Regions from separate parts of the Homo sapiens genome. Here region 2 is linked to region 1. Evidence: read pairs that join two places in POLR2A ChIA-PET (ENCODE). Cell type or tissue: OCI-LY7. All regions are shown on one strand. Links, peaks and the distances in the headings refer to the core of each region. The heading gives the core; the rest is flanking DNA.

Region 1 (15,221 bases), core at 2,644-10,643:
CCGTGCCCAGCCTCATGTCTTTCTTATAACCTTCCTTATTAAAAACACATCTTACTTTCCTGCTATATTCTGTATGTAGAATTGTTTTCCTTCTTTAGTTTTAGTTACCATGTGTTAGAATTTTAACTCTTTGTAACCTTAATTTATGGTGAAAATCTAAAAAGTAAGCAATTTTTAACTCTCAGTCAAGTACCAACTTGAATTTATGAATCTTTGGAGATGGAGTCTCGCTGTGTCGCCCAGGCTGGAGTACAGTGGTGCAATTTTGGCTCACTGCAACCTCCGCCTCCCGGGTTCAAGCAATTCTGCCTCAGCCTCACGAGTAGCTGGGACTGCAGGTGCACGCCGCCACGACCGGCTAATTTTTTGTATTTTAGTAGAGACGGGGTTTCACTATGTTGCCCAGGATGATCTTGAACTCCTGAGCTCAGGCGATCCACCCGCGTCGGCCTCCCAAAGTGCTAGGATTACAGGCGTGAGCCATCCCGCCCGGCCTGAAACTTAGGCTTTTCTAATCGAACAATTTTTTAATGTGGAACAGAACATTTTTAGTGTATCTAAATACCTTTTGTTTTCTGAAGTTAAAAGCATGTAAGCTTAAACTCATGATTAGTAATTAATGTCTTAGCATTATATCTTATTTGTGGATGATTTAGATTATCATATGCAATGAATATCATTTAGTTTAGCAAAATTCTAACGCTATAGCTCAAAAAGATTTGAAAACCCTTTTCAAGTAAACATTTTATAAAACATAATAATTATTAAAAGTTCATTTATAAATTTCTACCTCATTTACATCTATTTTATTTATTTATTTGTTTTGCGATGAAGTCTCGCTCTTGTCCCCCACGCTGGAGTACAATGGTGCGATCTTGGCTCACTGCAATCTCTGCCTCCCGGGTTCAAGCGATTCTCCTGCCTCAGCCTCCCGAGTAGCTGGGATTACAGGCGCCTGCCACCACAACTGGCTAATTTTTGTATTTTTAGTAGAGACAGCGTTTCACCATGTTGGCCAGGCTGGTCTGGAAATCCTGACCTTAGGTGATCTGCCCGCCTCGGCCTCCCAAAGTGCTGGGATTACAGGCATGAGCCACTGTGCCCGGCCTATTTATTTTTAACAATCATGTTTGGAAAATTTTACAATTGGACAAATCTATCCATTTCAAGTTAAATTTTCTATTCACCATTTTTATGATTGGGCAAGAATCTTAAAGTTAAATATATATATATTTTGTTGCTAACTCAGAAGACATAGTTGTTTTTATTAAACCAACAATATTAAACTAGCCTTATTTACCAAAAGAGTTACTCGAGTCAATGGGAACTTTGGAAAGCATTTATTTGGGCTTACTAATTTCTGAGTGCTCATTTATGTATAAGTGCATTTGGTATCATGAAGACAATATACAAACACATGGATGTGCACAGGTATACATGAAATACAGACAAAGGGCCAGGTGCAGTGGCTCACATCTGTAGTCCCAGAAATTTGGGAGGCCAAGGTGGGAGGACCGCTTGAGCCCAGGAGGCGAAGGTTGCAGTGAGCTGAGATCTCACCACTGCACTTTAGCCTGGGTGACAGAGAAGGACTCTGCATAAAAAAGTCAAAAAGGCCAGGCACAGTGGCTCACGGCTGTAATCCTAGCACTTTGGGAGGCCGAGGTGGGTGGATCACAAGATCAGGAGATCAAGACCATCCTGGCTAACACGGTGAAACCCCGTCTCTACTAAAAATACAAAAAATTAGCCAGGTGTGGTGGCGGGCACCTGTCATCCCAGCTACCCGGGAGGCTGAAGCAGGAGAATGACATGAACCTGGGAGGCGGAGCTTGCAGTGAGCTGAGATCACTCCATTGCACTCCAGCCTGGGCAACAGAGCAAGACTCCATCTCAAAAAAAAAAAAATTTTTTTTAAATATTATATAGATTTGATTTTTTTTTTTTTTTTTTGACAGAGTCTTGCTCTGTCACCAGGCTGGAGTGCAGTGGCATGATCTCGGCTCACTGCAAGCTCTGCCTCCCGGGTTCAAGCAGTTCTCCTGCCTCAGCCTCCTGAGTAGCTGGGACTACAGGCGCATACCACAAAACCTGGCTAATTTTTGTATTTTTAGTAGAGACGGGGTTTCACCATGTTGGCCAGGATGCTCTCGATCTCCTGACCTTGTGATCCACCCACCTCGGCCTCCCAAAGTGCAGGCATGAGCCACTACACTGGCTTTTTTTTTTTTTTTTTGAGATGGAGTCTCACTCTTGTCGCCCAGGCTGGAGTGCAGTGGTGTGATCTCTGCTCACTGCAACCTCCGCCTCCCGGGATCAAGCGATTCTCCCGCCTCAGCCTCCTGAGTAGCTGGGATTACAGGCGCCCACCATGACATCCAGCTAATTTTTGTACTTTTAGTAGAGACAGGCTTTCACCATGTTGACCAGGCTGGTCTTGAACTCCTGACCTCAGGTGATCTGCCCCACCTGGGCCTCCCAAAGTATTGGGATTATAGGCATAAGCCACCACGCCTGGCCTATAGCTTTGATTTTTAAAAGGTTTGAAAGTATCTTTCTCAAGTCAGTGTCACTATAGGATTTATCTGGGTAGGTACAGCAGAATGGGGCTAGGAAGTAAATGACATTGTCAAGAGATTAGTTAAAAGTAATACATAATAGGCTGAGCAGGGATCTAAGTAAAGATAGAAGGGAGTCAATAAAGATTAGGAAGGAGCCTGAGTAGTCTAGTCATTTTTGTTTAGGTGTCCATCCTGCCCCAGTATGGCTTATGTACCTAAGGGAAAACAAACTCCTGTTTCAGAAGTGTGCCCTGATGTTTTAAGTCAGTGTTTCTTCATAGAGGCACTATTGGCATTTTTGGCAGACCAAAATTCCACACGACTGTCCTGTGTCTCCCCTCCCCCATCCCTCTTCCAGTAAAAGCCAGTGGTACTCCCAGTCAGAGCAACATTTCCAAATACTCTGAAGGAGGCAGTGCTGCTCCCAGTTGAGAACCTCTGATCTAAATCAGTCATCATAATCTCAACTCCCTTGTCACTGTAATTGGCTCAAAAATGGATAACTTAGTTCAGAGCTAAGCAAATTAGCACATGGCATTCCCCTAGTCACCATGATTGGTTCAGGTTGTTCTAATTAATGAAAGGCCAGGATTTTTGTTTGATGGTTAAAGACTCACTCCTCAGTTCCTCTGGACTTAATGCAGAAGCATGCAGGCTCAGTTGCTGCTGACCTCCAGCCTGTATAACCACGAGGGGAGCCAATCCCAGAATGAAGCTCACGTTGAGGGTGCGAGAGTAGAGAAAGAGAAGAAACAAGGCCCTTGGTATGTCTGTCTGGCAGGTAACCCAAGGCCTTTGCCACTGCTGAATTTTCAGTTACTTGAGTCGGTAAATGCCCTTAATGTTTAAACCAGTTAGACTTGAGTTTCCTGTAGCCTGCAAATGAAAACATACTACTTAAAAGAGGGAAGCAGAGGGAGGTTGAGTCAAGGGAGTGAAATACGGGGAAGGATATAAATGAGAGTAAGGGATACAACAGATGAATGAAGAGGCTTATGTCTTGGGTAGAAACTGAGGAATACAGGGACAATAGGTATGCTAAGTTTGGCTGGATGCGAGATTTTACAAAAATTAGTCTGGTCTCTTAGACTGGGGGTTGGGGTAATCAGAACAGTTCTAGTATTGTGTTGTGATAACCCAGTGAGGTTTGTATTACTCCAATGTATAGAAGAAGAAACTTGAGACCCACCCAAGTACCTAAAGCTAGTAGCTGGCAGAGGTAAGCCCTAGCAAATTTGATTCCAGCACCTAAGTTCTTTCCACTGCTTCCCCATTGTTATGTGATGCCAATGGGGTGGAAATAACCAGGGTGAGAACAAAAAACCCTTATTAATCCTTCCCACACCTCAATCCAGGATGAAGGGCAAGACCAAATGGGTCAGTGGGATTGTTTTCCCCTGTAAAAGCGATGGGCCACCTGTAGGGTCGGTGGTACAGTGTTTGGAGTACCATGCACAAATGGGTCATGGGCTCGCTGGAAAGGCAAGACAGACAGCTTACCCAACACCTACACAAATGAAGGGAATAACCACAAGGTACACTGAGGAGAAGTGGCTCAAAGATTCTGGTGAGATGAAAACTATTTAAGGTTAATTGCCAAGCACTGAATATCACATTCTGTGCATCTGCATGCTTCTCATTTCAGAAACTTATTTTTCCCCTTTTAATTTATTTTTGAATAGTTCATGCATGCATATGGAAAAAATGCAAAAGGTACAGAAAACGTTCCATGAGAAATAGGTTTTTCTTCCTTCTCTGTCCCTCAGTTATCTTCCCTGGAGGTAACTACTGTTGACAGACTCAATCTTTCCCCTCCGTCTCCTTCCTCCCCCTCTCTCCATTAGAGGCAGGGGTATGTCAAGCTGAGTTCTCTTTATTTGGTAGCAATACAGACCTTCCTAATGTAGCAGGGTTTAAATGTACTCACTAAAAACTAGATTTACAAAAAAAAGCAACTTCATTGTCGATAATGATTTCTTGCTGGAAAGCCCCCATTCCTAACGTAGGTGGAAACACTTGATCTTGCCAATTAAAGGTAACACAGTCTCTTTACGTTTACAACAGTTTTCCTTGGAAACTCACTCAATCTTTCAAGGTTTCTCCCTGATCCAATGGTTCTCCTCTCCCACTTCTCTTTCTTAAGATGTCATTCGGGTCTTGAAAAACTGGCAGAGCAAGTCTGTCTGCCATCATCCAGGCTCTCCCGGCCTCCCTTGATGAGGAAATTATCTCCGGCTTTTGGGCCTAGAACCATTTCCACTACTGACAGCCACGGCCCCTGCCATGGCTCTCAGTGGCAAGGACCATAAGCCTCACAACTTCTTGGCCCAAGGGCCAGGCCTCTTCCAGCCCATTCATCCCATTAGCCTTTATCATTCTACCACTGGATCTCCTAAAGACCATGCATGACCCCAAAGAACAGAAATCACTATCTCAAGCTACTTCTCTGTAGTTACCCCGGTTCCAAACAGAAAGCAGGATACATGCCTCCTCTTCTTTTAGTGCACCCTCCACTCATCTGGGGCAACCCTGTGCTGGTACTCTCTGAATGTCCCAAATTCCTGCCTGCTGCTTTTTTTTTTTTTTTTTTTTTTTTGGGACAGAGTCTCGCTCTGTTGCCCAGGCTGGAGTGCAGTGACGCGATCTCAGCTCATTGCAACCTCCGCCACCCAGATTAAAGCAATTCACCTGCCTCAGCTTCCCGAGTAGCTGGGATTACAGGTGCCCGCCACCACGCCCAGCTAATTTTTTGTATTTTTAGTACAGATGGTTTCACCATGTTAGCCAGGATGGTCTCGATCTCCTGACCTCATGATCCGCCCACCTTGGCCTCCCCAAGTGCTGGGATTACAGGCGTGAACCACTGCACCCGGCCTCTGCCTGCTGCTTTTATCTTCCCTTCCAGTCATGAGAAAGTGGCTCTGACATCATATCCTGTGTTCTTCTTGGCTGTATCTGTGATCTGTTCAGGGGCACTTTTCCAAGTTCTGCCTCACTAGCATATACAAATACATTTTTTTCTTTCAACAATGTCTGGTTTTTGACACTCAAAGCCCTTGATTTCAAACTATTGTTTTGCTATGAATTAATCCTATTTTGAAATTCTAAGCTAAGGGATGACTTATCCAATCTTGGCTGGGTTTTTTTTTCTCCCTGTGACTGAATGCATGCCATTGACTCAAGGGGGAAGCCATGGAGACAAAGACTTACTGGGCAGGCAAATACACTGATTTAACGTCTCACAAAGGTTATCTCCATTACATCAGCATAAGGTTCCCAGAGCCAGCTGAAAGGAAACCAACGTCAGTGTGGCAAATGCTACTGAGTTTTCACATTGTAACAGGGGGTGCAACCGCTGCATGGGAAAATTTCACGGTCCTGAAAGTGAACATGATCAGAATTGAACTACTGATTCCATAACTCTCCAGCCAATTATTGAGGTGCAAACTTGAGTCATTCTGGATTCCTCTCTTTTCTTCACACCTCACATTTAATCCATCTGCAATCAGGGCATCTAATGGAAAGAGGAGCCTTTTTCTAATTTTCACAAAGGCACCGTATGAGCCGGTAGTGGCCTGTTGATGAAACCCTAGGCCAAGCTGCCAGTGTCTGTCACCCGGACTTCTGCCATAGGCTCCTCCCAGATCTCCCCACTTCCGTGTTTGACCTCCTACAATCCATTCTCCACAAAGTAGCCAGATTAAATACAAATGAGATCACACCACTTCCCAGCTTCCTTTCTTTAACTCCTCCTCCAGCTTGTCATCACTCTGATCCGGCTCTGCTTCTTTCATCCTGGCTCCTGTTCAGCCTTATCTCCTTCCAAGCTTTCCCTCTAACTACTTGCCTGTAACCACACTGCCCATCTTGTTGCCTTCAAGTACACGGTACACAAGGCTTGTTTCTATCCCAGGTCCTTTGCACTTACTGTTTCTTTGCTAGCAGAGCTCTTCCCTGGATGCTCACACTGCTGCCTCCTTCACAGCCTTCAGGTCTCAACTCAGATGTCACTAAGCAGCCAAACCACACCCCAGGTACCAACTACCATAGTACTCCGCTTTATTTTCTTCATAGTCCTTAGTTCCTGAAATTGTATTATTTATTTGTTTGTTTACATGTTTATTGCATATCCCCCTTCCCTTAGAATGCAACTGCCTTAAACAGGGACTTGTTTTGTCTTTTTCAGCACTGTGTTTCTAGCATTAAACAGTTGCCTGGCACATTGTTAACACTCAGTAAATATTTGTGGACTGAAACCAACTAATGTCAACCAGGGGAGGGAAGGAGGAAGACAGTATTTTTTAGCTGCACAAGCACCAGTGGATACCATTTTATTTCTTTGCTAGGGAATATTAATTTCCATGTCAGGAAATCATTAAGGTTAATGTGGCTTTCTCGTGAGATACTTAGCTGCGAGACAGAACTAACATCTATATTTATGTCACAGAAAAGCAGTTTTTTCAAATAATCAAGTCAGTCAAAATATAAATTGTTAGCCTTATTTGCCAGGTACAAAATTTGACTGATTTGCATGTATGTTGGTGTGTGCTTAACCTGCTGCAGATCACCTGCTATTTTAGGGTGCCCTGATTGCTAAAAGTTGTTTACTTGATTTCTTTCATTTGAAGTGTGGCTGAGGAGGCAGGCCTGATCAGAGGCAAGTGGTCTAAAGAGAGACAATGTGAAAGATTTGTTTGGGTGTGCTATAAAATAACCACCAACAATCTTTAGGTCTTTCTTGGACTTTTGAGACTGAAAACTAAGCTCTCTTTGATAAGTGCTTTAAAATTTGAATAACTGATACACTGGAAAGTCCTGAACAGCTGTACAAACACTGAAGCAAGGACTTTCAAATTCTGCCCTGGGTGCTGGGCATGGTGACTCACACCTGTAATCCCAGCACTTTTGGAGGCCAAGACAAGAAGATTGCTTAAGCCCAGGAGCTCAAGACCAGCCTGAGCAACATGGCAAAACCCCATCTCTACAAAAAATTAGCTAGGTGTGGTGGCACACATTTGTAGTCCCAGCTCTCTGGGAGGCTGAGGTGGGAGGATTGCTTGAGCCCAGGAAGTTGAGGCTGCAGTGAACTGTGATCATCACATCACTGCATTCCAGCCTGGGTGACAGAGTGAGGCCCTATCTCAAAAAAAAAAAAATAAATTAAAAAAAAAAATCTGCTCTGAGTTACATGTTTTGAATAAAGGTGCAGAAAAATTAAGCCTCATCTTGATGAGAATAAACAAGATCAAACATCCTTCTCCATCCCTGGTTCATAGTGTCCACAATTTCTATCATTAGAGCTCTATATTTTTATCCTGGAGTCCTTTTTTAAAATGCGTCTATTCCTGGCAATATATTAGACCAATTCATGAAGACACTGAAACCACTTAGATCCATGTTCGTCCCTATTAGCCCTGAAACAGTAAGAAAGAGATGCATCAGGGGAGGCTAGATGTACCAACTCTGACTTTGCCGAACCTAGAATGGACCCAGTACAGTACAGTAGAGTACAGTAGTTGTTGAGCCTTTGGATAATGATATTGTGGAGCAAATTATAAGTTTTGCGATGTGAGTTACTTAATCTAAGAAAATAGATTTTTTGGCCGGGTGCGGTGGCTCATGCCTGTAATCTCAGCACTTTGGGAGGCCAAGGTGGGTGGATCATGAGGTCAGGAGTTCAAGACCAGCCTGGCTAACATGGTGAAACCCTGTCTCTACTAAAAATACAAAAAATATATATATTAGTCAGGTGTGGTGGCACGTGCCTGTAGTCCTAGCTACTCAGGAGGCTGAGGTTGCAGTGAGCCGAGATCGTGCCACTGCACTCCAGCCCGGGTGACAGAGTGTAACTCCATCTAAAAAAAAAAAAAAAGAAAATGGATTTTTTAAAGTTCAAATGTTGCTATGCAGTATAAATTTTGATGGATTTTTTTTTCTAGTGAGGGTCCCAACAGGCAACAGATGACACACTTGAATTAGGATAATTTGAGGAGAGTTTATTATTATTTTCTATTTATTTTTCGAGACAGAGTCTTACCCTGTCACCCAGGCTGGGGTGCAGTGGGAGAGAGTTTATTTTTAAAGAGACTATTTACAGGAGAGCTGGTGGGGTGTAATGGAAACATAAGGCTAGTCTAGAAACCAGGGGTTAGAAGCCTCAGAATGGCTTATACCCTTAGGCCCTAAGGAGTGATGATCAGAACCTGGAAAGGGAGTGTCATTTGGAGGAGACCACCTTGAGAGGAGCAGTGACCTTTACTCAAGGGACACAAGGCCGGGCGCGGTGGCTCACGCCTGTAATCCCAGCACTTTGGGAGCCGAGGTGGGTGGATCACAAGGTCAGGAGTTCAAGACCAGCCTGGCCAAGTTGGTGAAACCCCGTCTCTACTAAAAATACAAAAAAAATTAGCCAGGCGTGGTGGCACGTGCCTGTAATCCCAGCTACTCCGGAGGCTGAGGCAGAGAATTGCTTAAACCTGGAGGGGTGGGGGTTGCAGTGAGCCGAGATTGCGCCACTGCACTCCAGCTGGGGTGACAGAGTGAGATTCCATCTCAAAAAAAAAAAAAAAAAAAAAAAAAAGAGTGATCAAGGGACACAAACAGCTAGAGTCAACCTCTCTAGGAAAAAGCCAAGGAAATAAAAACTTTGATCTTGCACTTCTCGCTTTTCTGCCAGAGCTCCTCATTGGCCAAAACTAACTTGAAGCCAAAGGGAGATGGAGCATATTCACATTAGTGGGGCAGAGGGGGAGGTAGAAAAGGGTGGAGAGGAATCTGGAGGAGCATAATGACACCCCCATTCACTCCACAAGAAGCGCTGAGGAAGAGCCATCCACATCTCTCCCTTTCCCACTGCAAGCTTTCAGAGTGAAGCAGTCTTGGGCTGGAAGAGTGGAGAGGATGTATCCTTAAAATCAGATTTGGAGTATTGATTAATATCTTACCAGATTTGGAGTGTGTGTATTTATATATATATGTGTATATATATACGTGTGTGTGTGTGTGTGTGTATGTGTGTGTGTGTGTGTATATATATATATTTCTTTTTTTTTTTTTTTTTTTTTTTTTGAGATGAGAGTCTTGCTCTGTTGCCTAGGCTGGAGTGCAGTGGTGTGATCTCGGCTCACTGCAACCTCCACCTCCCGGGTTCAAGCGATTCTCCTGCCTCAGCCTCCTGAGTAGCTGGGATTACAGGTGTGTGCCACCACGCCAGGCTAATTTTTGTATTTTTAGTAGAGACAGGGTTTCACCATGTTGGTCAGGCTGGTCTCGAACTCCTGACCTTGTGATCCACCCACCTTGGCCTCTCAAAGTGCTGGGATTACAGGTGTCAGCCACCGCACCCAGCCTGATTAATATCTTACACTGGACATTCTAATCTCCGTATCAAGACTGTGTTTGTAATTGAAAGTGATAGTCTATAGTGATAGCAATCATTATAAGCCAGAAAATTTAAGGGCTTGCCAGAATTTTCATACTAGAACATATCTATAGATGTCTAGATAGATAGATGGATAGACTTTATATATGCAAAGGGAAAATAGGGACAAAAATAAAGTTGCTTTTTTTTTTTTTTTAATTGAGACAGGGTTTTGCTCTGTCACCCAGGCTGGAGTACAGTGGCACAATCTCAGCTCACTTGGCTCACAGCCTCGACCTCTGGGCTCAAGTGATCCTCCCACCTCAGCCTCCTGAGTAGATGGGACTACAGGCATGCACCACCACACTGGCTAAGTTTTACATTTTTTTGTAGAGACGAGGTTTCACCATGTTACCCAGGCTAGTCTTGAACTCCTAGGCTCAAGTGATCCACCCGCCTTGGCCTCCCAAAGTGCTACAATTACAGGCGTGAACTGCTGTGCCCAGCCTAAAGTTGCTTTTTTATTACATCAGAGAATTCTTATTCAACATAATGTTTTCCAACTTTCTCACTTTACAGGCAATGAAACTGAATCCGAGAGAGCTTGATTCACATACCCCATCTCAGCAAGCCACTTCACACCAAAATCCAAACTAGAAGCATAAATCGAGGCATCTATAGGACATGCCACTGTGGGCTTATGCAAGAAGTTAGCACTGTTGCAAATTTCAAAAAAGGTCTAAGGCAAAATTTTAAACAAGGTCTATGAGCTATCTTTGCTGTATCGCTTGGCAGCAGACATTACCCTTAGGTCGTGTGGTATCTGGTAGTTGGAGAAGTCTCACTGGCCAAGCCAGGCTTCCTTGTTACAGTGACTTATACCTCTCCTCTGAGGTTTAGACCTTAGTTCTGTGATACAGAAATTCAATTTCATCTTTTCACCCAAGAATAATCAGGTTCCAATGAATTGATCTACTTGTCAACCTCACAAACAGAGTTACTGGTAAATAAAAATGTTCATTCAATTATGCTGAGAAATGTTACTGTCAAAGAAATAAGACTGATATCAGCTAGTCAGCATATTCTCTGGCTGAATTGTTTGGAGGGAAAATATAGATAAATCAGACATTCATTTTCATTCTCAAGAAAATAACTTCAAGTGTAAGTCCCACTGACAGTGGGTCAAAGACATAAACTTCACACATAAATGACAACATATAATAACAATTTGCTTTACTAAGCATATGCTCTGCATTTTTTTTTTTTTTTTTTTGAGATGGAGTCTCGCTCTGTTGCCCAGGCTGGAGTGCAATGGCGCAATCTCAGCTCAGTGCAAGCTGCACCTCCCAGGTTCATGCCATTCTCCTGCCTCAGCCTCCCGAGTAGCTGGGACTAAAGGCATCTGTCACCACGCCCAGCTAATTTTTTTGTATTTTTAGTAGAGACAGGGTTTCACCGTGTTAGCCAGGATGGTCTCGATCTCCGGACCTCGTGATCCGCCCGCCTCGGCCTCCCAGGTTCAAGCGATTCTCCTGCCTCAGCCTCCTTAGTAGCTGGGATTGCAGGCATATGCCACCATGCCCAGCTAATTTTGTGTTTTTGGTAGAGATGGGGTTTCTCCGTGTTGGTCAGGCTGGTCTCGAACTCCCAACCTCAGGTGATCTGCCTGCCTCAGCCTCCCAAAGTGCTGGGATTACAGGCGTAAGCCACAGCGCCCAGCCATGCCCTGCATTTTTACAAATTCCTTGGTGTTTTGAGGTGCATCCTCCATAGTGTGGTAAAACCTTGGCATCATAAAACTTTGGTTAGACAGAAATTAATTAGAACACTTCATTTAAAAGAATTTCTTTGATGCATCAACTTCTTTCCTCTCAGCTCCAAATCTCTGCACTGCTCTGTTCTGTGATGCTGGAGCTGGGCCCTGTAAACATTTCTCCTTTGCAGCTGGCAGAATGTTAAGCTTTGTCTACAGGGCTGGGAGGCCACTGCAGGAGGAAAGTGCTTCTCTCTTCTTTGTTCCCATGTGATTTTCCTTCTCTTGGGGTACTTGGCAGCCAGTGGGTGCAGGAATCCCAAAAGTGCTCAGCTGCCCAGGGAGTCTCACAGGCAACCCGGAAGGTGGTTTCTTGCATCCTGACGCTGACTTGCAGAACCTCGGTGAACTTCTTTACCATCTAGGAGGTGATAGCTACATCCGAGTGAAGTGACTCCAGTGAAGTCAGTCTTGAAGAGAGGGCTCTTCCGAATTTGTTCCTTCCTTGGGTACTCAGCCATAGCCCTGGGGCAAGCATTCTCAGTGGGGGTGAAAATTGGTTTTTGTGGGGGTAGGGAGTGTGTGTGAAATAATCTTAGGTTATTCCTCCAAAGGGCCACAGTAGACACACAGATATACTGTGTACCTGTAGAATTAAGGTTTCATGGGGATGTAGGGACAGGTGGTGATAAGGGGCAAAAAATATCTAAAAATATCTCCTTACAGGGGCAAATTTCTTTTTATAAGTTGAGAAACTCTGGTCTAGAGAGTAGCAGCTGCTCTTTATATCCACCATTCTTGTATTCTTAAGAGTTATGTTTATCCCTTAGTAGTTAATCCCATTTCTAGTTAATATACTTTCAATTTTCCCTGTTGGACTTACTGTGTGATTGTCTTCTGGCTGGACCTTGACTGATACAGTGCACTTGACTTTTATGGAAAAAAGGCAAATAATAATTGAAAATATGCTAAAATCAAAGGCTTGAATTTTTAAAATTCTAGGACATTGTCTTTTTTTTGTTGTTTTTGAGATGCAGTCTTGCTCTGTTGCCCAGGCTGGAGTGCAGTGGCATGATCTGGGCTCACTGCAACCTCCGCCTCCTGGGTTCAAGCGATTCTCCTGCTTCAGCCTCCTGAGTAGCTGGGACTACAGGCACTTGCCACCACCCCCAGCTAATTTTTGTATTTTTATTAGAGACGGGGTTTCACCATGTTGGCCAGGATGGTCTCAATCTCTTGACCTCATGATCTGCCCACCTCGGCCTCCCAAAGTGCTAGGATTACAGGCGTGAGCCACCGTGTCCAGCCCTCTAGGACATTTTCTATAGCCTGTAGAGCTCAATCCCCAGCTACTTACATCTTGCACAGTTTGGAATGATGACATTGGGACCATGACAGATGATGAATGGCCAAAGTTAGGTTGCTAGTCTGTACTAGCCTTTCACTAGTACAATGCATTCTATATGGATACTGAACACATTTTTCGTTTATAACTATTTTATAAAGTTCTTATAAATGCTAAGCTCCATAATAACAATAATAATAATAATAATAATAATCATCATCATCATCATCATCATCATAACTAACATTTATTGGGCACTTACTATGTGCCAGCACTAATCTAAGCTCTATCACTCTGGTAACAGGGCTGCAAATGAATGGGAAAAAGCTGAAAATACATAAGCCAGGAAGCCAGTTAGGAGGTTGCTATAAAATTCCAGGTATGAGATGACAGTGGCTTGGACTAGGGTGATAGCACGGAGATAGCATGCTGTTGGCTTAGTAAGGCCCAGAGCAGAAAGAGCTTTCTATCCTCTTCAGCCACAAAACAGTCTGTAGCAGAGGGGTCATTCAATCCACTTACCAGAGAAACAGGGCTAGAGAAAGAAACAAAATTTATTTGTTAAGTTCCTATAATATGGCCAGTACTGTGTTACACAACATTAGGGGTACCAACAATAATCATATATTTATGAGTACCTTATGACTTGGTATACAGCTATAAAATGATAAAGCTAATAGAAGAATATATAGAATATATGTAAGACTTTGGAATGGGAAAGAATTTTGTAAATTAGACCCAAAAAGCACAAGACATGAAATTTTGACTGCACGAAAATTACGGATTTCTGTTCAGTGAAGCCCATCATAAACAAACTTACACAGACAGAGGATAGACAGAAAGAAAACATTTGGAAGATATTTCACGCCAACAAGGAATTCAAACCCAGAATATACAATAGTGCTCCTTATCTGCAGGGGATACATTCCAAACTTTGCCAAGTGTATGCCTGAAACTGTGGATAGCACCAAACCTTATATATACTATGTTTCTTTCTTTTACATACATACCTCTGATAAAGTTTAATTTGTAAATTAAGCACAGTAAGAGATTAACAATAACTAATAATACAATACAACAAATTATAATAATATAATAGCATTACTACTCTTGCAATTTGTGGCCATTATTAAATAAAATAAGAGTGACTTGAACACAAGCATTGAGATACCACAAATTATTCTGAGAACCGGCAGGGCTACTAAGTGACTAAGGGGTGGGCAGCATGTGGTTACATGCTAGACAAAGGAATGATAAGGGCCTTGGGCAGGATGGAGCAAGATGGCACAAGATTTTATCTCACTAGTCAAAATGGCATGCAATTTAAAGCTTATGAATTGTTTATTTCTGTAATTTTCCACTTAATATTTCTGGACTAAAGATGGTAGGTAACAAAACTCGGAAAGCAAAACCTCAGATAAGGGGGGACGACTTTATAAGGAACTCCTATAAATCAGATAAAGTACCCAAGAGAGACATTGACAAAAAGTATGAATAGCCAACTCTCAGAAGTGGAAAACCAAATGCCTAAGAAGGATTGAAGAGAAGTTCAGTGTCACTAGTAAACAGAAGAATGGAAATTAAAACTATTTGACATACCGCCTTACATTACACCCAATAGATTTATAAAAATTAGAAAGTTGGGAAATCTTGGCAATCTTGGCAAAGGTGTGGGAAACAAAAACCCTCATGTGCTGCTGCCGGGAGTGTACACAGATACAGGTATCCTAGAGAGCACTGTGGCAGTATCTCTGTGTGTGTGTGTGTGTGTGTGTGTGTGTGTGTGTGTGTGTGTGTGTATTTGTGCGCATGCGCACATGCACACACGTGCATGCTCACTGACAACCTACAATCCAGGAATCCCTCTCCACACAGGTTCATGAAGAAATACACACAAACATGTCTATCACAGGATTGTTTGTGGTACAAGAGAGTTCGGGGCAGTCTGGGAGTCCACCACTAGGGGCCACAGATATGTTAAGAGGATCAGATGATCATGACATGATCATGACACATAATATGGAATCTTATGCAGCAGTTAGAAGAAATGCGCTAGCTGTGCATAAAGGAACATGAATAGAGCTTAAAAACAGCATTGCATCAAAAAGCAAGAAACAGAATGAGAGCCATTGAACATTACAGATTTAACACATATATTCATAAAGCAGCATTATAGAAAAAACAACCTGGGGGTACACTCAT
Region 2 (15,221 bases), core at 2,698-10,697, 110 kb before region 1:
CTAGTACCTTCAAGTTTTCATACCACGTGTGTTCCAAACTCTAGGAAATTAAATATTTGCCTAATACCACACTTTAAAACTTCAAGCCCTACAAATTAAGAAGTACACAATTAACCCATTTTCAAGTGTATTTGCAGAGATTGCACCTGTGCCTACTTATGAACAAATCCTAAGTTTTCTGTTTCCCTCTTTTGGTGCTTAGTCAGCCTTTATATCTCAGGACTTTTCATTTACAAAATGCATGTCACATTTGACAAAGGTGAAATTGTATGGTTTCAGCACTTGGTTTTTTGAGCAATTCAGGTCTTAATTCTTAGAAGGTAAACGTAGCCGTTGTCAGAATGCCACACAACAAGTTTATCCATAAAGAACTTTCAGGAATGAGCTGGGAGGGAAGGGGTCAGATGAGTAGAAAATTGAATTGGGAAGGTTCATGCCCCTTGTCTCTGTTGATTTCCATGTGGAAATTCAGGACCAGCCAATCCCTTTGAAATCTGTCCTAGAAATCATGACTCTGCAGGAGCTGGAAGCTCACATGCCTTCTAGATTGAGGCATGTAGCATCAATAAGTGAAGGAAGGCTGGGAGACAGATAAGGAGAGATGATTAGAAACTGTGATAAGCCCCATCTGAAAACATTTAGATAGGCTTTTTTTTTTTTTTTTAAGTTTTAAAAGATTGCACAAGCCCATTCCATGCAATCTGTAGAGCTGCCAATTTGGAGTTTCTGCTTTAGGAGACAACTCGAGCTTAGGGCTAGGGTAAGAGAACTACTGGCTGTAATAATTTAAGGAACTTTTTTTTCCAGTAAAAGTCACAGGCCATGCTTTAAAAGGGCCTAGGAGTCTATTTAGAGCAAGTTTTTCATGTTTTATGTTGTAAAACTGTATCTAATTATGAGCCAACTTTAACCTTTCTTCAACTTTTCTCCATCTCTCTTCCCAACTACTTCTACGTTTTGTTGGCTTGAGCAAGGCTACTTTGTTAAACACTGCCTCATACCAAGTTCTTTCCCACCACTGGTCTCATTGCAAACCATAGAGGGCAGATTTATAATTTGCCCAGATTTTGTGTGAAACTATAACAACCAAAAAGGAACTCTAAGATCTGTTGTAAGTTTTGAAGGTGCTGTATTTCTGAAGATAATCTTCCTACAGGAGGTATTCCTGTTAACAGAAACAGATTATTTGAAATGGTTGGGTTTACATTACTCCAGAGTAAACTGGCACTGTGTTTAATCCTGTGTAATTTGGGGGCAAGTAAATAATCTCTCTACTTCAATTTCCTCATGTTTTAATGTGAATGATGATGGTCACAAGATTGCTATAAGTATCATGTGTGCTAAAGCATGTAAAAGTACATTGTATGTTACCTACTAAGTACTCAATAAATATCTATTTTATTGTTACACATCCCACAATCATTCACTAATTATCCTGAACATTGATGATACATACCATGGCAATGACACTGATAAATTTGGTAATAGTGCTTAAGTAGAAGAGTATCATGAGAGGAAATGGATTGAAAGCAAAGCATAAATGACAACATTTATTGGGTGCTTACTATGTGTCAGACTGTGAATAGTGCTTTCTTTGCATGTATTAAATCTCATTTACTTTTCACAACATCCCCATGAGCTATGAACTCTGAATAACTACATTTTTAAAAACGATTCACGTGGTGATATTTACTCCTTCAATCAGCTAAGCTAGACCTTCTCCAGAAGGTTCTCCAGAATCCTCTCCCCAGTATGATTCTGGTGTTGATTTTGCCAAAAGTAGAATTTGCAGGAGATTTGGAAGACAGAAGTAAAGCAGCAGCCATTACTCTCTGAAGATTGTCATCTTTCGATACAGCAGTGGACAGACATAAAGGTGCCAGTGGGCTCCAGCTGTCTGCTCTCCTCTACTCCACGTCCTGCCATTTTGGGAGGCCTCTGGCATCAATGATTAATTGCAGTGCCACCTTATACTTGAATGTGACCCTTCTGTGGCAACAGCCCCCCATAGATTTCTCCACCAGCTCCCTATTCACAATCCTATTTCAGCAGCTGGGCGTGTCTGCCTTCTCAGGTGAACTGATGGGTGGCCCCTCTGATCTTCTAGCTCCCCCTTCAGACCCTCTCCTCCCCAGTGCCTCCCATAGTAGCGGCTCTGTTTTTCTGGTTGAACCCTGATTGATACACATGTTTAAGATGAAGTAGCTTACCCCAAGATCACTCAGTCTGAATGGCAGAACCAACATTAGAAGCCTTAATTAGCTTCCAGAACCCATGCTCTTCATAACCACAAGGCAGCATTGTCTGAAGGAGAGGGGAAGAAGAAGGAGATAAGGAAGAAAGAAAAGAGAGAAAGCATGAAGACTATAGAGAAAGAGGAAAGAAGCAGAAAAAAAAGAAAAGGAGGATAGAGAAGGCAGGAGGGAGGACTAGATGATAAGCAATGGGGAGTGGGAGAAAAGCGAAGAGGAATAAAAAATAAAGAGAGGTAGGATAGTGCAATGTCAGCTCTACTTGCTCTGCCAATGCTTTAGCACAAAGCGGGGAATTTCAAGCACAGCTAACATATGCCACAGGACTGCAGAGTTCTAGCACTCGGGTGTTGAGGAAGCAAGTTCCCTTTTGGTTTTACTCTTCTATTAGGAACTAAATCTAAATTTTCATAAAAGTTTGTTTTCTTTTTTTAACAGAAGACCTAATAATTTCTCTAAGTATTCACTCTTTTTTTTGGCCATTTTTAATCTGTTTTTTACAAACTTACATAAGCCAGTGATAAATAACAACTTGCAAAGCAGCGATCGTTACTATAGATTTTACCCCTGAGTTGAAAAATCAAATATTTTTATGCAACAGAACAATGGCTAATAACTTAATTATAGATCATCATGTTCAACTGGGGTAGTTATCAATTTAACTCTGTATTATTCAACAACACAGATGTGGCAAATTTTGCACATAATTCCAAAATAGAGGTGTGAAATATCATTTTCCCATGTGACTATTTGGTTTAACCTAGATATTTACTAAGTATAATATTACAGCTGCCAGGGAGACATAGAAATTAAAAACAAGATAAAATCTTGTTGAGTTTTATTTTCTACTCTGAGGCAGCTAATTTTTAAAATATCCTGCCCAGGGTACAGGAAGTGCTCCTCAGATGTCCTGATGTGCATGGAGGCAAGAGGACATTATGCCTGATTTAAGGACAAACCATCTCACCCACTGTCATCCTGCATGACTGCTCATGCACTGCTCCTGACTTGCATTTTAAGCACTGGTCAGTTTGCTTTTGGCAAGAGTGTGCTAGAGCAGGTTTTATGAGAGGACAGTGATAGAAGATGTGACAATCTTGTCCCAAAATGCCCCTTCTCTCCTTAAGGACTTATCTCTCCTTGAAGCTCCAAGATGCCACAGTCCCTGACCAAGGGATCAAGCTATAGAGGGAGAAGGGGACACCAAACTTGCTCTTACAATGGGTTACCTTCTTGCTTTCCCAAGATGGGGTTGGGTAGGGCAGGCCTGGCTCAATATATTATTCAAAAGACAGTTATTTTAAAAGACTCTCATCTAAATTTACTTCACTAAATGGCAGTGAGTTTTGCCCCTTAAGAGGCTATTCCAGGCTCAGAATGGTATCAGAAGGCAAAAATTGGATTTTTAAAATTTTTATTATAAATAATATAGTGACAAATTATGATTATTATATATGCAACACATATAACTAAATATATAGTTATAGATAATATATACTATTATCTGTAACTATAATAGTAATATATACTATTATCTATGACTATTTTTATAATATATAAATATATTTTTATAATATGATATATGTAACATATATCATTATATTATATAAATTATAACAAATAATTGTTAATTATTTATTATCACTGTGAATCAGAAGAGGCACTGTTAGTTCCCTGAGACATCTGGGGCTGGGCCTGGAGAATCACCCTCAAGTCCACTCCCTCAGCCATCACCACATGTAACTGTGCCCATGGAGTGCTAATACCCTCAGCCTTTGTCTTACTTCATAAACACCTTCCCACCCTCCTTTTCCTACTGGTTCTCAGTCCTCCCAGATTCTGGCCTCCTGGTTTATTTTCTTCTCTGTCGCCTCGGACATGACTCAGGTTACTGCTGCTGGAGCCCAGGCCTTTCACTACCCTACTCTGCCAGAAGGCTCTCTCTGACTAGTGATGACTGGGGGTGAGTTCTGTTAGGATTCTTATCCTTTATCCCAAAAAGAATGAAGGCTCCTCAAGCTTCAAACCAATTTCAGAACCACTTGGGGCAGAGATGACACATGACAGCCACTTGTTGCTTCTTTAGCACTGACTTCACACCATCCCCTGGCTATGAAAAGGAATCCAGATATGCAAATAACCTGTAATTATTATGTGGGTGGATTACCATAGCAATGGGTCTGGGTATTTTAGCTGCCTTAGATTATCCCCTAAGGAAGCATTTTACCCTTTGTTGCAACCAGCCTTCTCACTCTGGTTCCAGCCTTCTGCCATGAGCTGAGGTTTTGGTTTCTGTGAGAAGCTGAGTTGAAGAGTGTGTCTTCAAGACAAGAAGTGGTTTGTCAAGGCAAGGCCTCAATCACGAATGGATATTATCTACACATTTTCGTCTGGACCATCAACATATTTACTGAGGTCCTCTCCTTTACCTCCTCCTCAAGTCTCTGACAGCTTTGACCTCAGATTTGCCCCACACTGTGATTCTTCCATTTGCCCTATAGTAATCAAGATTCTTGTATGCAGACAACTGAAATGGACTTTGTCTTAAGCAGATAAGGAATCTATTGGCAGACTAATAAGTAGCTCCTAGAATTGATGAGAAGCCTGAAGAACCAGCTGCAAGAAATGAGCCAGAACCAAGAGAGATTAAGAGATCAGAACAGACGAATCTACATGTCTGGTCAGGGTACACTGGACTGCTATCACTGACAACCTCTCCCCTACCTCCACAAGACATAGAAATGACCCTGGAAGCCCCATAGACGCTGTTGTCACTAGACATTGGATGCTGCTGCCACTGTCACTTCTGCCAAAATGAGTTATTTCTAGACCTTGCTTCTCCAGTCTAGAGTTATTAGTGGTCTAGATCACATGGCATGCCCTTATTGACAAGAATATGGAAACTGAGTCACTGGCCTTGCACTTTAGTGATGGAAAGTGGGTCCTATAGCTACCAATTGAGAAAAGGGTTCGACATTGAATACTAAAGACAAAACTACTATATACCTTTACTCAGACATTCTATTTTGGCCCAATATTTAGCCCCAGAAGACTGCAGACTCCGATTTTGTGTTATGGATCAGGTTTGGGCATTCCACATTCCATGAAGCTCCAACCTGTGCCCATCCTGGTTTTCAGGGTTTACTACTCTAGCTAGACATTTATAGCTTGTAATGACTTTGTCCCAGTAGGCATCCCAAGTTAAGACTATTTTAGTTTCTGCTTAAAATGATCAGGTCAAATTCTGCCCCTAATATACACTTAATTTATATTGAGGCATTTGAGTATTTTGTACAATTACCTAAGGGTTGATAAATTATTTTCTTTTGTGTTCTAGGGTTTGAATAATAATATTTATTAAAGGCCTATTATGTATAGACATATTATAATTGTTACTATAATCTTGTATTATCACTCGTTTTTACAAATGAGGAAACTGAGGGTCAGTGAGGTTAAGTGATTTGCCCACAAAACTAGTAAAGCCAAAATTTAGATTATATTCTGATTCCTCAGCCTGTATTTTCCCCACTGTACCATGCTGCCTCACCAGAAAAACTAAGAGTTCTATAGATACATTATTCCATATGCAGGTAGAGCTAAAATTATGCCTACCAATTTTGCTTCAGATTTTAGATGTGTGCTTACTGTTTCTTGCCTGACAATTTACTTTCCATACTTGCCTGACAGAGAAGGTAGTAGATGCACTGTGTGAGCAGAAGAAAAACAAAATGTGTCCTCATGCCAAAGTCAAAATTAACTCTAACGAGAGGGAAAAGTTGAAGGCAATTTGCTTTGTGATAGGGTTTGCTTTAAATCGTCCATGTTTCTACAACATTTTACAAATCATAGATGCTATAAGGAATCTACCTTTAAAAAATTGTTTATTTAATGAAAAGGTTTGCAAATTTTTTCAGAGTAATAGTTAACACTTCTTACTTATTCGCTTACACTTTTTCTTTCCCTACTTGACTCTGTGATCCATGGATACCATGTATCTTATTCATCTTTTTATCCCTAATACCTGACAAAACGTAGGAACTCAAAATTTAATGATTTAGTGAAGGGAAGAAGGAATAACAAGCAAACTATTATCAAGGCAATAATAGTATAAAGGAGATTAGGCAGTCAAGGCTAAGATCTTTTCTCTCCCAACCAGAGTTCTTTACAGTCCTCTGTCAATCTCCTTAATAGGACAGGAGTCTCTTTCCTGAAGTGTAAAAGGATACTTAAAAGGAGGTAGATTCAAATTCAGCTAACACCCACTGAGCACCTGCTGTGTGTCAAGAGCTTTTCATGTACGATATCTTATGCAAAACATCTAATAAGCTCATAGCTATTATTATCTCCACTTTTCGGATGAAATCGCTTGGGCTCAGAGAGGTTAAATGCTTTGCCCAAGGTTACACAGCTAATTAAGGGCAGGGTTGGAAGTCAAACCTGGTCTCAGTGAAAGCTCAGCCCTCATTCTACTCCCTCACTGCTCCGTCCCCATAGTGCATCAACCCATGTACAGTCATACGTTGTTTAACAACCTGAATACCTTCTGAGAAATGCATCGTCAGACAATTTTTTCATTGTGTGAACGTCATAGAGTGTGCTTACACAAAACTAGATGGTATAGCTTACTATGCACCTAGGCCATATGGGATAACCTGTTGCTCCTGGGCTACAAACCTGTACAGCATGCTACAGCCTACTGAATACTGTAGGCAATTGTAACACCATGGTAAGTATTTGTGTATCTAAACATAGAAATGATACAGTAAAAATATGATATTATAATCTTATGGGACCACCGCATATATGCAGCCTGTTGTTGACCAAAATATTGTTATGTGGTGTATAACTGTATCATATTTCAGTAGAATTTTTAGCACATCTTTTTCACAGCTTAGCAGCCCTGCAATAGAGATGAGTTTTATAAATAATAGTCTCTTAAATTATATGAAATATGGTCATGGTTTCCCAAAACATAGTAAGTCCACCATCCCTATTCTATACCATTATCTCTAACCAAGAGTTAGTGTTGGAGACCACCATTCTGTTTGTACGTTAAAAGAAATCAGGAATGACCTGTAATAACTTAAAGACTGTTAGGAAGATATCTCTGATTTACAAAAAAAAAAAACTGGTTTTTTTTTTTTTTTTTTTTGGATAACTACCAAAACCTGTAGCTTAGTATATAGTCATTTAATTGGCTTATTCCCTGTAAACCACCTAATGGAGATCACTTCAGAGGCAGCAACGGCTTTGATTGAGAGTTAGATGCAGATCAATTGGGGCACTGAAGCCATTTGAGAGGACAATGCAGTACTTTGGAAAATATAAAAGGTGCCTTAAAAGAAGGTTAAATGAGAAAGGATTGGGTTGAGGAGTGGAGTTTAAAATGGTAGTAAGCATTTTAAGAAGGTAAATAAATAAATATACGCCAAACACAGACTAACTTAAATTTTAAAAAGTATTCATAAAGAGACAATAGCCACTAGGATGGTGACATTAAGAACAAAGGGAAGCTCTAATTTCACATTTATGAGTTAACCAAATGCCCAAGGTAAAGTGAAATAGTCCATAAATTATATTTTAACATCAAAACAATGTTAAGTCACTGATTATTACATTGTCCTAAGAAAAAACTATTGCCTTTTGTGCATATTATCAACCAAAAACATTCTCAAAGTTGACTATTTAGGTCATGACCAAGAAGTATCCAAAAGGCAAGAAATCTGCATTTGACCCTGGGTCATTGGGCCCAGTTCCTGTCTCATCTAGGAAGACTTCTCAGTTCAACAAAAATTTTGTCCCGACCCAGAAGCCACTAGCCAATTTCCAGGTCAATACCAAGACATTTGTATAACCAGTTCTAGGCCCAGCAGTTACAGTGACAGAATAATAGCCTCTCTGTCGCTGACCTGAAAAGTCTGTATCCCAGTTTACTGAACAGGCCAATATGGTGCCTACCATATTGACAGCTCCTGTCTAACAGGACTCCAACTCACAGCTCCTGTTAGGAGGAAGAGGCCCCAAGGTTTCCTCAAGGATACATGGCCATGTTTTGTATTTCAGGACCCAACTCCATGGTTGTTGCTAATTGGACCAGGGGAAGGTAACTGAAAGAGCATTTTCGGTTCCCCAGTAGCCTACGAAGTAGTCTGGTTCAAGAGAAATTTCTGATTCAGTATCCAAATTGTACTTACTGGGTTGTATCTGTCTGCAAGATATGTAAAATACAACGATGCAGAAAAAGACAACTGGCAATTGGAAGTGGAAGCAGAAGTAGACACAGAAAGAAGCAGATCTAAAGGGAGAAGCTAAGTTACTTTAGTGGTGGAGCAGTAAATCAACAATGATCCTAAATAACCTTCCAGTTCTATTTTCTGAGACAGCTGGCTGTGTTTCCTGTTTTTCCTGAGATATATTATTTATTTAGATTTTCCTGAGTTCTTCTGAACCCAATGCATCAGTTAGAAGTGCCTAATTTTGTGATGGTAATAAGTAACATGAATATTTCAGAGTTTAACACAACAAAAGGTTATTTTATTTTTGCAGAAAAATCTGCCCCAGGTCTGGGACAGTGTCTAGGGTTTACATCCTTCAATATCACAGACTGTTTCTAGCTGGGAACTGATCACTGGCTCTTAAATACTTCTTTCTACATGTGATATATTACTTCTACTCCCAGCCAATTGGCTGGAGCTCATCATGTGGTTCACCCAATTGCAAGGGAACTAAGAAATGTGATTTTTCCAAGTACTGAGAAGAAGAAAACTGGATATATGGCTGAATCAGTGGGATAACTTGCTACCATCCCTTTAACCCTTCATTGTGACCTTATGTTAATCATTTTAGCTCCTCCTACACATCAGTGAAACCCATCAGGTAGTATTACATTCATGTGATTTACTCGCCTTTGATTCACTCTGAGACACACCTAGACACATACCTCTTGCCACTAGCAAATTTGATGCCTCATGATAAATAAAATTTATAGCAAGAAGGGACTTGCATTGTTGAGTAGATGATTTCAGCTGTGTTTTTTTTTTCCTTCTAAAATCAGAATAGTAACAGAGAATGATGGATTTCTGCCATGTGGGGGAAAAAAAGATTATGAGAGCTATTGAGATCATCTCAGCAGGACCAAACTACTATAATTTATTTCTTTGCAAGTTATTATAGATGGGTAAATTCAATCTAAAAAGAAGAAAAAGAGGAAGGAAGCTAAAATTTACTGACTATCTACTATGTGCCATCACTTTACACAGATATTATCTCATTTATTTGCCACCAGGCAGTATCTGTGGGCTAGATAGTGCTGTTTTTCAGTTAATTAAACTGAGACATGAAGAAGTTATATGATTTGGCCAAAATCACACAACTAGTACATGGTGCTCCAAGAATTCAACCCAGGTTTCTAAATCCAGACCTCCAAATCCATGCTTCTCATAATTTCATGAAGCATGAAAAGCAGCAAACCTAAAATACACCCTAGGAGAGATGACCCAGATTTTCTGGGGCTATTCCAAAAAGAAATAATGTTCAGGAAGGGCTGAGCTGATTTTAGGAAAGCCCCCAAAGCTTTTGAAGATGGAAATCTCTCTTGCATTCATTTATGCTTTCATTTATTCAAACAGATTTAATGAGTCAGGGTAAAAAGGAAATAAGGATAAAAAGACAAGATTGAAATCCCTGTTCTCTAGTTTCCTCACTATATTTAGGCATAGACCCATAAGTAAACAGACAATTATGATATGGGTTGGCAGCGGGGGGACAAGTAAGAGCTGTGATAGGAGTAGGCAAATGGTATTAAGGGTCCTGGCCCAGTGCTGCTCTTCAGTTCCCTGGGAAACAGACTCAGAGGGATATTTGTGTGCAGGAGGCTTGCTTTCAGAATTAGCACCTATAGGGTGAAGTGAAAACAGCTGAACTGGGCAAAAGGCGAAGTGGGATTATGATGTGGTTGCCACAAAGTCCTCAGCCTTTCTATGGGAGAATTATGGAGTTAGGATGGCCTACAGAGTTGTCCCCACTGAAGCAATGGGACCAGGCTTATAAAAGTATAAACTTCTGAATCAATTAATAATTGTAGTCATTCCTGGGCTGGCTCTAGGAAGGAATGCGTGATCTTAAGCTCTCTTCAACCAAGGGCAATCTCTAGAACAAAATGTTGCCAAGATCTATCCGTTACCAACATTCCCAGCAGTTAGTGAAATCTGTGCTTCAGTCCCAAGGACATAGAGAAATGCAAGCAGCATACCATAGCATCCACTACACCCATCTCCAAGGAAGATTTCCTGGAGAAGATGGCCTTGGAGCTGAGTCCTAAAGGACTAGCAGGAGTTGTTCAGGAGAATGCCACATACAAAAACATGGTGGGTCTGAAGAGACTGTGTCCAGGGAGGTTTATCACACCTGTGGAAGCACGTAATGCATAAAGGAAAGTAGCAAGTGCTGAGGTTGAAGAGGTGAGCAGAGGCCAGGTCCTGCAGAACCATGGCATGTTCTGCTAAGAGGTTTGGATTTTTTCCTGACGGCAAAGGGAAGGCATTCAAAAACTATTCAGAAAGAGACATAATTGGATTTGTTTTGTAGAAAGATCATTCTGGCAGCAAGTGGGGATTATGTTCGATGGGGATAAAACTGAAAGAAGAGAAGCAGACTCATTAGGAGGCTGTGACAGTAATCCCGGAAAAAAAGAATAATACTTGAGCTGACAAGTAGCAGTAATGGTGAGAATGGATGGATAGAAAAGGACAGATTCCAGGGATATTAAGTGGGTAAAACTGAGAAAACTTAAGAAATCAACTGCATGTTATGGGTAGGAAAACTTAGACTTAAGAGTGACTCAGGTTGGTTCCAGCCATTTGTTGATACAAATCTGGAGGGAAAGACGGTAATTTCAGTTTTGAACACCTTGTCTGTGGAAACTTCATGTAAAGATCTCCAGCAACCCTTTCCTGAAGCTAAGGAGAGAAATAAGAGTTGGATAAAAAGTCAGAGTCAATACATAAGTGGTAGGTGGAAGCCACAGGAATGGATGAGATCATTGGAGGAACATATACTTTTGAGTGTACAGAGACACAGGAGAAAAACAATGTTTAAGTTGGAGAGGAGTCCACAAAAAAGTACTAGAAATGTACAAAAAAGTGCTAGAAATGTAGGTAGAAAATCAAAAGGAGGAAAATTAGAAGTGAGAAGAGAGAGTATCAAAAAGTACTAAGTGCAGTTAAATGCCACTAAAAGAAAAAGGAAGACAATTTTCCAGAATATTGAGGAAGTAGAGGGTCACAAGTGACCTTGGCAAGGAATGTTTCAATGACATGGAGAAGACAGGTCATAATAAAGAGAATAAAGAAAACATAGACGAACTTTGAAGACATTCTGCTAAGTGAAACAATCCAGTCACAAAAGGACAAACTGCATGATTCCACTTTTAAGAGGCACTGAAACTTCTCAAACTCATACAGACAGAAAGTAGAATGGTGGTTGCCAGAGGCTGGGCAGAGGCGGAATAGAAAGTTATTGTTTAATGAGTAGAGGGTTTCCATTTGGGAAGATGAAAAAGTTCTGGAAATGGATTGTGGTGATTGTTGCAGAGCAGTGTGAATGTACTTAATGCCACAGAACTGTACATTTAAAAATGGTTACAATGGAAAGTTTTATGTATATTTTAGTACAATAAAAGAAAGATACTAAACAAATGAAAGAGAGATAAGAAAATGGAAGGACTGAATGTAGCCCCCTCTCAAGAAACTTGAATGGGAAGAGAAGGAGAAACAGACTAATAGCTAGAGAAGGGGATAGAGTCAAGGGGTGCATTTTTGGGAGACAGCCAGTGGAGAGGGAGATATTAAATGTACAGCAAAGAGAGATGCAGTACTGTGGGCTGAGCAAGACAAAATGATGTTGAAACAGGGCCTTGAGAGCTGCCTCTGAATCCCTTTCTAGTGAACACTGAGGGAGGTAGGATGACATAATGGAAGCATGATCATAAACAATGGCAAAAGGTCTTGCTCTGCCTAGATGAACTTAGGTTGGAAATATTTAGGAAACCACTAATGCTCTCTTTAAGTTTAAAAACAATATCCCGTTCATTGTGACTGTTTTAAACCCTGATAAGTCACCCACACAAGTCATTTAAAGATAAAATTGATCAATCACATAATGTAGTGCCTCATGTACAATGAATACAATGAACAATATTATCATTGTTTCCATCGCAATATGTAAGTTTTTATTTTCCAATTACATGTTAGATGATGTTTTATTCAAGAAAAGGAAAAAAGAATTTATGAATTTTGAAGCTCACTATCAAATTTCAAGAGAAGAATGCTGTGTAAACGTGGCATTTTTTTTTTTAATGGAGTCTTACTCTGTTGCCCAGGCTGGAGTGCAGTGGCGCGATCTCCGCTCACTGCAACCTCTGCCTCCCGGGTTCAAGCTATTCTCCTGCCTCAGCTTCCGGAGTAGCTGGGACTACAGGTGCCTGCCACCACACCCAGCTAATTTTTGTATTTTTAGCGTAGATGGGGTTTCTCCATGTTGGCCAGGATGGTGTGGATCTCCTGACCTCACGACCCACCCTCCTCAGCCTCCCAAAGTGCTGGGATTACAGGCGTGAGCCACTGCGCCCAGCCAAAACGTAGCATTCTTAATTAAATATTTTTCGAATTAAATTTGAATTTACTGCGTGTTATTTTTATGGTATATTATTTAAAATACTTACAAGAAAAATATATACAAATCATGGAATCCTTTAAGTCAAAGAAAAAAAATATTTAAATAAAAGAGTAAATTATTTTTTCCAGAGTGAGAAAAGTGGGAAGGAGTTTCTTTAGAAGCACCACATCTAATTCACGTATTTTAGGTCTGTCTAAATGGTCCCTGCAAATTATCATCACACATATGAAAAATAATGCTCAAATACTGTACTGTATTTTCTTCTGTCTAGACATAAAAGTTTAGGAATTACAAATATAGGAATCCTTAACATATCTACTCATGAACATGCACATACACTCAAAGTGCCTGTGGAAGATTTGGCTGTTGGTTATGGTTAAATGAATTTGCATAATTTCTTAGTTATATAAAGATACAAGACCAGGAAATCAGATACAAGCAGAAATGCTCTCAATTTTAGAGCCCTTACATGAATTGAGTGTTGGGCTTTCTCCAGCAACCTTTAGAATCCTGTTTCAGATACATGTATGATCTCATCATTAAAAGAAACCTTCAGAGTCATAATATGAGTCCATAATAATGATACTAATATACACATAATCTGTGCAACTATATACATTAATCCCAAAAAATAGGTAAATTTAAAAATCCTGATTTTATATATAAGAAGTATGTTACAACCACCACAAAATATATGTAACCCAAGTATTACACAAAAGCAAGTATGTTTTAGGAGCCACCACCTATATTGTACCAAAAGAATAGGCATTAGGGTATTAAGGATATACCACATTAAAAATGAAAGCTGGCATTGTCCTCTGAGGTCTAAAACATATGAACCAATTAAAAGTTGTAAGAAAAAAAGAAAGGAAATTAAAAGACTGGTCTTTGCTAAGAGGATGTCAAGCAAGCGAAGATAAGGTCTCCTTTCAGCATTTTCTTTAATAAGCAAGAAATAGGGATGTCCTGTATTTACACCATTACTGCTAAAATGCTTCCTTTTCTTTAAAGGAGTAGAAAACAAAACATTATGTTCTTTTAATGAGTCTACTATCTGAGCTTCATCAAGGTGTGCAAAGTACTATTCTAGGCCAATTACTTAATTGTTGCTTTGACAAGGCCTGTCATACCGATTCAATATTTAAATAATTACTTTCTTTTTCTTTTCTTTTTTTTTTTTTTTTGAGACAGGGCCTCATTCTGTCACCCAGGCTAATGTGCAGTGGCATGATATCAACTCACTCCATCCTTCACCTCCTGGGCTCAAGCAATCCTCCCACTGTAGCCTCCCAAGTAGCTGGTACTACAAGCACATGCCACTACACCCAGCTCACTTTTGTTTTATTTATTTATTTACTTATTGTAGAGATTGGGTTTTGCCAAGTTGCCCAGGCTGGTCTTGAATTCCTAGGCTCAAGCAATCTGCCTGCCTCAGCCTCCCAAAATGCTGGGGTTACAGGTGTGAGCCACCATGCCTGGCCTAAATAATTTCTTAGAAAATATAATTATAGGCTGGGTGCGGTGACTCACGCCTGTAATCTCAGCACTTTGGGAGGCCAAGGTGCGTGAATCACCTGAGGTCAGAAGTTCAAGATCAACCTGGCCAACATGGTGAAACCCCATCTCTACTAAAAATACAAAAATTAGCTGGATGCGGTGGCGCATGCCTGTAATCCCAGCTACTCAGGAGGCTGAGGCTGGAGAATAGCTTGAACCCGGGAGGCGGAGGTTGCAGTGAGCCGAGATTGCACCACCGCACTCCAGACCGGGTGACAGAACGAGACTGTCTCCAAAAAGAAAGAAAGAAAGAGAGAGAGAAGTAAGGAAGGAAGGAAGGAAGGAAGGAAAAAATAATTATAATAAATGTTTTTTAAAAGGAGAAATATATTCTACATTGTTGAAATACTGTCCTAGTAATAGATGATAAACTTTTTCTAACTTACATATTAATCAGTATATATGTGCTATATGAAGCCTTAAGTTGGAAGAAAGAACTTTCAAAGTAGTTCTGGCACAATGAAGCTTCAAAAATAGGTCTCTCTATGGTTTTATAAACCCAGACCATATCTCATAAAATTTCTGAGGCCAATGAGAAGGCCTATCCAAAGTCAATTACTCTTTGTTACTTAAATATTCTAAATTTTTTGGAATCCACCTTTGGAAACTCTCTGATATTACATTTGGAATCAAAGTAAAAGTAAGATTTTCCTAAAATTGTCAGACTGTTATCCCCCATGGTGTCCAAACATTTTGAAACAAAAATGAGAGTGAATGGTTTAATATGGTCTCAAAATG

What was found. ChIA-PET counts read pairs that join two places held together with the same protein. Peaks named below come from ENCODE experiments on the same cell type or tissue, not always from the same donor. Only the 100,000 strongest peaks of a DNase experiment are listed, where the experiment ranks them.
Region 2: POLR2A ChIA-PET joins it to region 1 with 14 read pairs; 2 of 35 experiments call an interaction of 5 or more read pairs at or near these places.

Annotation. Positions count from the first base shown.
Region 1 is chr2:64,055,243-64,070,463 of GRCh38, reverse strand. LOC124907774 (a long non-coding RNA gene) reads left to right here. Exons shown (of 2, transcript XR_007086337.1): 2 at 10,501-10,946. Among named protein-coding and RNA genes, the nearest start is that of VPS54, 43 kb to the right of the region's middle. RefSeq lists an enhancer at 1-10 and a silencer at 7,399-7,488. In OCI-LY7, for the core only: a CTCF peak has its summit at 3,110; DNase peaks (open chromatin) are centred at 5,483, 5,803, 6,203 and 7,393; H3K4me3 peaks cover 2,661 bases; H3K27ac peaks cover 5,836 bases.
Region 2 is chr2:64,162,893-64,178,113 of GRCh38, reverse strand. No RefSeq gene overlaps it. Among named protein-coding and RNA genes, the nearest start is that of PELI1, 26 kb to the right of the region's middle. In OCI-LY7, for the core only: no CTCF peak of the experiment used is centred there; no DNase peak of the experiment used is centred there.